Regions from separate parts of the Homo sapiens genome. Here regions 1 and 3 are each linked to region 2. The links are chromatin loops, found by intact Hi-C in ENCODE. Cell type or tissue: heart left ventricle. All regions are shown on one strand.

Region 1 (2,500 bases), 290 kb after region 2:
TTCATCCTGTAGGAGATGGAGTGACAGAGCCTTAACATTTGGGCCGTCACCAACCCGACAGTGAGCTTCTTTGGGGCAGGGACCTCTTCTGGTCTGTGGGTGTCCAGCACTACCTGGGACAGGCACAGAGCCCCACCCAGTGGCAGGTGAAGGGCGGAGGGAGGGAGGATGAGGGGGAGGGGCTCCACTAAATGATGACGCTTTCCACATGCCCTGAACACACCACACACACACACACATACACACACAGATACAAAGACACACACCACACAGACACACACACATCACACATACACACACAGACACAGACACACACAGCACACATACACACACCACACACAAACACTACACACACACCACACAGACACACAGAAACACACACCACACATACACAGATACACACACCGCACATACACACAGATATACAGACACACACCACACACACAGACACACACCACACACACACCATACATACACACACCACACACACAACGCATACACACAGAAACACACACCACACATACCATACACAGATACACCACACATACATACAGATACACAGACACAAACCACACATACACCACACTTACCACACATACACAGACACACATCACACATGCATGCACACACACACACCACCACACATACACGTGGAAACATGCACCGACACACTCACCATATGGAGATTCCAGACATGCGCACCCCAAAAAGGGAGATGCCTCATTCTACCACCCCCGCATGCCAACAGCCATCGCACACCCCAGCACACACAGCACACACCCCACTCATTCACACCATCCACTCACACCTCACACACACCATTCACTCACACCCTCACACACACTCACACACCACCACTCACATCTCACACAGACACAACCCACACCACTCACACCCTCACGCACACTCACATACACACTCACACACCCCCACCACACACACAAAACCACACACACCATTCACATCCTTACACACACATAGACACCACACACCACACACACTATTCACTCGCACCTCACACACATACATACACACTGGCACTCCCCACACCACACACACCCTCACACAAACCCACTCATATACACACACACGCCACATCCCCACACTACTTATACCCTCACATACAAACACACCACAGACCCCACATACAGCACACACACAGCACTCACACCTTCACACACATACACCACTCACACCCTCACACACACCCACTCATACACACACACACACCACATCCCCACACTGCTTACACCTTCACATACAAACACACCACAGGCCCCATACACAGCACTCACACCCTCACACACACACGCCACTCACACCCTCATACACCCCCCAAACACCACCACACACCATTCACTCACACCTTCACACACTCACACACACCACACACCCCACAAACCACCACACACCACTCAAACCCTCACACACATCACTCATACTCACACACACACAGCCTGAGACACACACATTGACACACATCACTCACATATACATATCACACTCGTATCTTCATATATACACACAACACACTCTGCTCACACTTTCATACACACACACATACACACACATTCACAAACACACCATACACAGCGCAGACCACACACCAACCATACCACATACACACAACGCACACATACAACACACACATTTATACTCATATACCACACATGACACACAACACACATAACATACATATATAACACACAACACACACTCTTATACACACGTACACACACAACACATACAACACACACACAGCACACACTTTCAACAGTCCTAGGTATACTCACAAACATACACATCTCACACATACCACACACACCACCACACACTATATATAACACACAGACACACCGTAAACATACATCACACACCTCATATACAGTACCACACAGACATATGACACACACAAGACACACACACCACTCACACACTCTCATATTCACACACATACCACACTCACAAAAAACACACAGCACTCACACACTCTCATATTCACACACATACCACACACACAAAACACACACCACTCATTCAGATTCTCTCATACACACATACATATTCACACATGTACCATACACCCCACACATTTAATACGCATACACAGAACACACATAGCACATGCACACACCAAACACCACATACAAATCACACATACAACACACACACACCACTCATACAACAAACACAACACACAACACACACATACACACACTATACACCACACACACAGACACCACACACACAACACACCCCATCCCAGCAACACAGGCGGCCTGCTGTGACACCCCTACACTTCCTCCCCTTGCTCAGCCCGCATCCCTCAACGCTGAGTGTCCCTGGCACTGAGAGCCTGAGACACGGTCCCTGCTAGGGCACAGATGACAGGCACCTCTCCAGCATAACAGCCAAAATCAGACGGGACAGTCTGGCAGGCACCTTCCAGCCCCGCCACCACCAGCACCGGGCACTTCTACCTGTTCCATGGCCTCTCTTG
Region 2 (2,500 bases):
GATGCTGCCTCTCTCTCTTTTTTTTTTTCCAGATGGAGTTTTGCTCTTGTTGCCCAGGCTGGAGTGCAATGGCGAGATCTCGGCTCACCACAACCTCTGCCTCCCGGGTTCAAGACATTCTCCTGCTTCAGCCTCCCGAGTAGCTGGGATTACAGGCATGAGCCACCACGCCCAGCTCTACTAAAAAAATTTTGTATTTTTAATACAGACGGGGCTTCTCTATGTCGGTCAGGCTAGTTTCAAACTCCTGACCTCAGGTGATCCGCCCACCTCGGCCTCTCAAAGTGCTGGGATTACAGGTGTGAGCCACTGCACCTGGCCCCGAGGCCGCCTCTTAAGCACGGTGCCCCTGCCCCCTGCCTGGCTTCCTTCTCTCGCTAACTCACTGGCCAGCTGCACCTTGAAGAGGTGGGGCTGGAGGTCCATTTTCACTTCTGAAGGTCACCTGGGGGCATCTCGGAGGCAGAGCTGGGGTCTCTGCCCAGGGAGGCTCCTGTCTCTACACAGGAGGGGCTCCCCGTGGGAAAGGGGATTGGAAGCTGCGTTTGCAAAACCAGGACAGAAGAATAGGACCACCCACAAGGAAGGAAGGGCAGGAGGGAGAGGGTGGTGCCCCTTCCTCCCTGCAGCCTGCAACAGAGCCTCAAGCTTTCACAGCTTTCACCTGAGGAGGGAAGAGCTGGCTCGAGCTTGGCTTTTAGTGTGGGGTCCTCAGGGATGCGATTTGCCTTTTGAATGTCCACCTGGTGGTCGTGGGGTTCCTGCGATCCCTGCAACTCACTGGCTGTATGACCGTCTTCATTACCTTGTGCACAGGGTAAGCTGATAAGTAGTTAACTGGAGAACAGTGGTGGGGAAGGGAAGAAAGTTGGGTTGTCTGAAGCATCCAGGAAACTTGTATCTTCTGCATTGGTCCCCCATGCTTATCCTGACTGGATGTCCCCGTCTCACCCTAACCGTAAAGGTAACCCTAACCATAACCCTAACCCTAACCCTAATCCTAACCCTAACCCTAACTCTCTAACTCTCTAACTCTCTCTAACTAACAACTCTCTAACTCACTCTCTAACTTAATTAACATTATTCTTCCCAGGTGGGTGTGTGCTGCCTTCTCTTCATCAACCACTAGGTGGCAGCAGTGCCCCACAGATCCCATCAGGCCGCCTGCAGGCGGAGACTGGAGAGCCACCGTCCTTCCTGGGGTTGCCTCACACCTGGCCCCCTTCGTGGGCGCCGTCCAGGACGGTTCTGGACGATGAAAATTCCAGCTGTGGGCCCTCCTAGGGCTGGGCTGGGGAAGCCACACCTGCGCCCCTCAGTGTTCCCCAAGGATCACCATGTAGCCCATCAGCAAACCCTTCCTGCTGTGTCTGACCCCTGCCCAGGCTGTGGGAGGGAGGCCCCCAGGTGAGGGGGGATGGCAGTCAGGGAAGTTTCCCGGGAGGAAGGCCCAGCGGGGAGGCGGCCAGCCTGCCCCGGCCGGGGGTGTGTGGGGGCAGCCTGAGGAGGAGGGCTGCATCCTGGGGCTGCCCACATCCAGGACCAGCCAAATAATGAGCTGGCCCAGCCAAGGTGAACCAGAATGGGGGCTCTCCTTCACCAATGACTAAGAATCTCAAGACAGGATGGCAGAGCACTCAACCCAGCGCGGGGTCCTCTGGTCATGGGACCTGCTAGTTCCCTGCACTCCCCTTCCCAAATGTCTGGAGAAATGCTGTCCACAAAGTCTTACCCTCTGCCTGGTCAGCTCCCAGCAGCCCTGCCTGCCCTGGGATGGGCCAGCCTCATCCCCATTTTACAGAGGAGGAAACTGAGGCTCAGGGAGGGGAAGGGGCCTCCCTGGGAACCCCCATCCCTTTCATCTCCCTGGCCTTCTGCTCGTGAGCCACTGTCACTGCCATAGGAGCTGGGGGTTGGCCCTCAGAGTCCCAGGCCAGTCCCCACCCACCAGCGGTGTGTCCCTGCCCATCCGCCTCCTGATGGGGTGTGGAGAGGACCCCCTGGGATGGGTGAGTGAGGCTCCCGGCGCTCAGCGTCCAGCAAGTAATGATGATGATGAAAACAATGACGCTGTCACTTTAACAAACAGCCACTGTTGTTTCCATGACACTGGGAACCTGGACCACCTAGAACTGCCTCCTTCCAAGCGACACTGGGGCTGGCTCCCCATCTGAGCCGTCTGGAGACCCTGTGGCTGGCAGGCGACGCCGTCCCCCCGCCCAGGTGCTCCCAGCCCCCAGACCTACTGCAGCCCGGGAGGGGCTGAGGGTGCGGTTCCCGCAGGGTCCAGGGTTCTTTCTGGCTCTTGGAAGAGTGTGTGCCCTCTGATCCCCCCTAAATCCCACAGGGCCCCACCCTCTCTGGGCCTTCCCCGTGGTTTGCCAGCATGGGGGCCGGCCTGAAATGGCCCTGAGAGGCCACGAGCCCAGCTGGCCCCTCTGTGTGTGCCCAGGCCAGGCCCTTGGGCAGCAGCTCAGGGTACACTGGTGCTGCTGCCGGG
Region 3 (2,500 bases), 540 kb after region 2:
ATTTTCTGACACTTTTCTAAGTGTGTCATTTCAACACAGCAGAGATGCTTTGCCACCTACGGGGACTTTCTACACCATCCGTGCAATTCCTGGTTTTCATAGAGAACAAAAGATCAGGGCGAGAAATTTCAGAGGGCCCCGTCTGAACCAGGATCAAAGAGAAAACCCCAACAAAAACAGCCATTCTCCATCCCTGCACATCTAAAAGAACTGGAAAATGGCAGGAAAGCTGCCCCAGTTTTAAACACTTAACCAGCCCTTTTCAAATCCTACCCACTTCTAGTTACAACTGATCCTGCTCAAAGAAACAGAGTGGTCTTCAGAGCTTGCGGGAGGATACAGGAGGAGAAAGAAAGGTGCGGCTCTGTGCCAACTCACGCCACCAGCTCCTCTTCCCAGCTGGGGAGGGGGCATCGGGATCCTTCGCTTGGGCTTAAGCAGGAACCCAAAGACATCTCTGTTAAATGAGGTTTTCCAGGCCTCTGCCAGGAAATGACAGCTTTCTATGAATTTTCCAACTTCCATCCGTACTCAGAGGGGTGTGGTTTCTTCGTAGAAGCTGTAATTTATCAGAATAACTAACTTCATCAGGCACGAAGGTCTTCTTAACAGAGCAGTTTTTCTAAAAATAAGTCCAGTTGTACTTCAGTGAAGATCTTGCAGCTCAGTGGAGTTAAAATAAGACCTAAGTGAGATCTAAATCAGAATAAAAACATCATCAGCCTCGGCAGCTGGGAGGAGATGCTGTTGGGCAGTCTTTTCTGACATCCAGAAGGAAGGTGATTGGAGGGAGTCGCGGATCATAATTCAAAGGGCTGAGCTGTTGCTGGCACATCACGCGTGCAAAGGCCTTGAAATGTGAGGCCTGGCCCTCCCCAGGAGGTTACGAACTCCAAGTCCAATCTCCAAGGTTCTTGGGATTACAAATCGGAGGAATAACAAAGTGTCTTGCCTAGGATAAAAGGCAGCAAAGGCTAACAGTGCCAGAGAGCAGCTGCTCCTCCTGGCCCGGACATGGGAAAAGAGGGAAAGGACTTCCAGTGATCCATGGAGCACAACATACAAGAAAGCGCTTCTTGACGTTTCAAGTGGCAGATGTAGTTTGTTTTTGCCGAGAAATGGATGTGGGCCCTTGTCATGCAGGATGCCGGCCCAGGGTAATGAGCTCGGTGTATTTATGTACATGTAACTCACTATCATCTCTAAGCCAAGGATGAGTTTCTGAACGGTGCTGACATGACTAGAGGAGTAAGAAAGCCCCGTGACTGTGGCCCAAACCGGAAGGATCGCTCAGCTTGAACATCTGATTTATGGGGCTTGTTGTGCTGGGGCATGAGGTTCCAGCCCATTTCTCAAGATGAAATAAGTTGAGAAGCTAAAAGAAATGTGTGAACATTTCAATAAGGTAAATCCAAAGAAGGTCAACAGGTGGCGCAGACTCCACATCAAGAGCTCACTGCTGAAACCCTGTCCTATTCAGATGGCAGCAAGCCTTGGGCATGACAGCCTGCTGATCTAACTAACACTGGTGGATGGATGCCAAAGGGCTGGGCATGGGGCTGGGCAGGCCCTGCCCTTGCACCGTGGAGAGTCTGCGTGTAGCCGAGGGAAGACGTATCCTGGTCACTTCCACCCAGCAGCCGACCTCGCACCTGGCACAGAAGGCTCGTGAAGGATTCGATGCACAATTAATTAAGTGCAATACATAGCATGGTGTTGAGATTTTTTAAAAAAGCAAAAGCAGGTTGGGCCAGCTGCAGTGGCTCACACCTATAATCCCAGAACTTTGGGAGGCTGAGGTAGGTGGATGGCTTGAGCTCAGGAGTTCGAGACCAGCGGGGCAACAAGGCAAAACCCCATCTCTACACAAAATACAAAAATTAGCCAGGAATGGTGGTGTGAATCTGTAGTCCCAGCTACCCAGGAGGCTGGGAAGAAAGTTTGAAGCCGAGAAGCGGAGGTTGCAGTGAGCCAAGATCACGCCACTGCACTCCAGCCTGGGTGACAGAGCCAGATCTTGTCTCAAAAAATTAAAAAGAAAAAGAAAAAGAAAAAGAAAACCATGTTGCAGAACAATACAGCAAAGGCTGGGTGTGGTGGTGTACATCTGTTGTCCCAGCTACTTGGAGCTGGGGTGGGAGGATCACTCGAGCCCAGGGGTTCAAGTCCAGCCTGGGCAACATGGTGAGACACTTTAAAATAAATACAGCATGATATTTATGTAAAAAATACAACTAGAAAACTCACCACTATGTATTTCTATGTGTACGTATCAAAATTCACAGAAAAAGAAATGAAAGGGCATGCTCCAGAATGACAAGAGCAGCATTACTGATGCAAGGCCCAGTGGCTGAAGGTAAGGAGGAGACAGAGGGAGGCTCTGCCACCAGACTGTGTTCTTGTACTCCTTTTGAAATAAAAATAAAGCTACAAGAATGGAAAATAAACAGATGTCCTGGCAGGGTTATGTACAGGGTGCAGTGGGGACCCTAAAGGAAAC

The links. A loop is a pair of places that touch in the nucleus more often than their neighbours do. Peaks named below come from ENCODE experiments on the same cell type or tissue, not always from the same donor. Only the 100,000 strongest peaks of a DNase experiment are listed, where the experiment ranks them.
Region 1: a loop joins it to region 2, with 2.5 times the contacts of the local background. A loop is called at or near these places in 22 of 110 quality-filtered maps.
Region 3: it touches region 2 in a loop (11-fold over the local background); 96 of 110 quality-filtered maps call a loop at or near these places.

Annotation. Positions count from the first base shown.
Region 1 is chr22:44,333,957-44,336,456 of GRCh38, reverse strand. No RefSeq gene overlaps it. Among named protein-coding and RNA genes, the nearest start is that of SHISAL1, 22 kb to the right of the region's middle. In heart left ventricle, no CTCF peak of the experiment used is centred here; no DNase peak of the experiment used is centred here.
Region 2 is chr22:44,625,040-44,627,539 of GRCh38, reverse strand. LINC00229 (long intergenic non-protein coding RNA 229) reads left to right here and starts at 2,121. Exons shown (of 5, transcript NR_044991.1): 1 at 2,121-2,223. In heart left ventricle, CTCF peaks have their summits at 928 and 1,128 (motif pointing right); a DNase peak (open chromatin) is centred at 1,159.
Region 3 is chr22:44,084,852-44,087,351 of GRCh38, reverse strand. The region is part of intron 1 of PARVB (parvin beta); the gene reads right to left. Among named protein-coding and RNA genes, the nearest start is that of PARVB, 62 kb to the right of the region's middle. In heart left ventricle, CTCF peaks have their summits at 1,230 and 1,430 (motif pointing right); a DNase peak (open chromatin) is centred at 1,541; H3K27ac peaks cover 981 bases.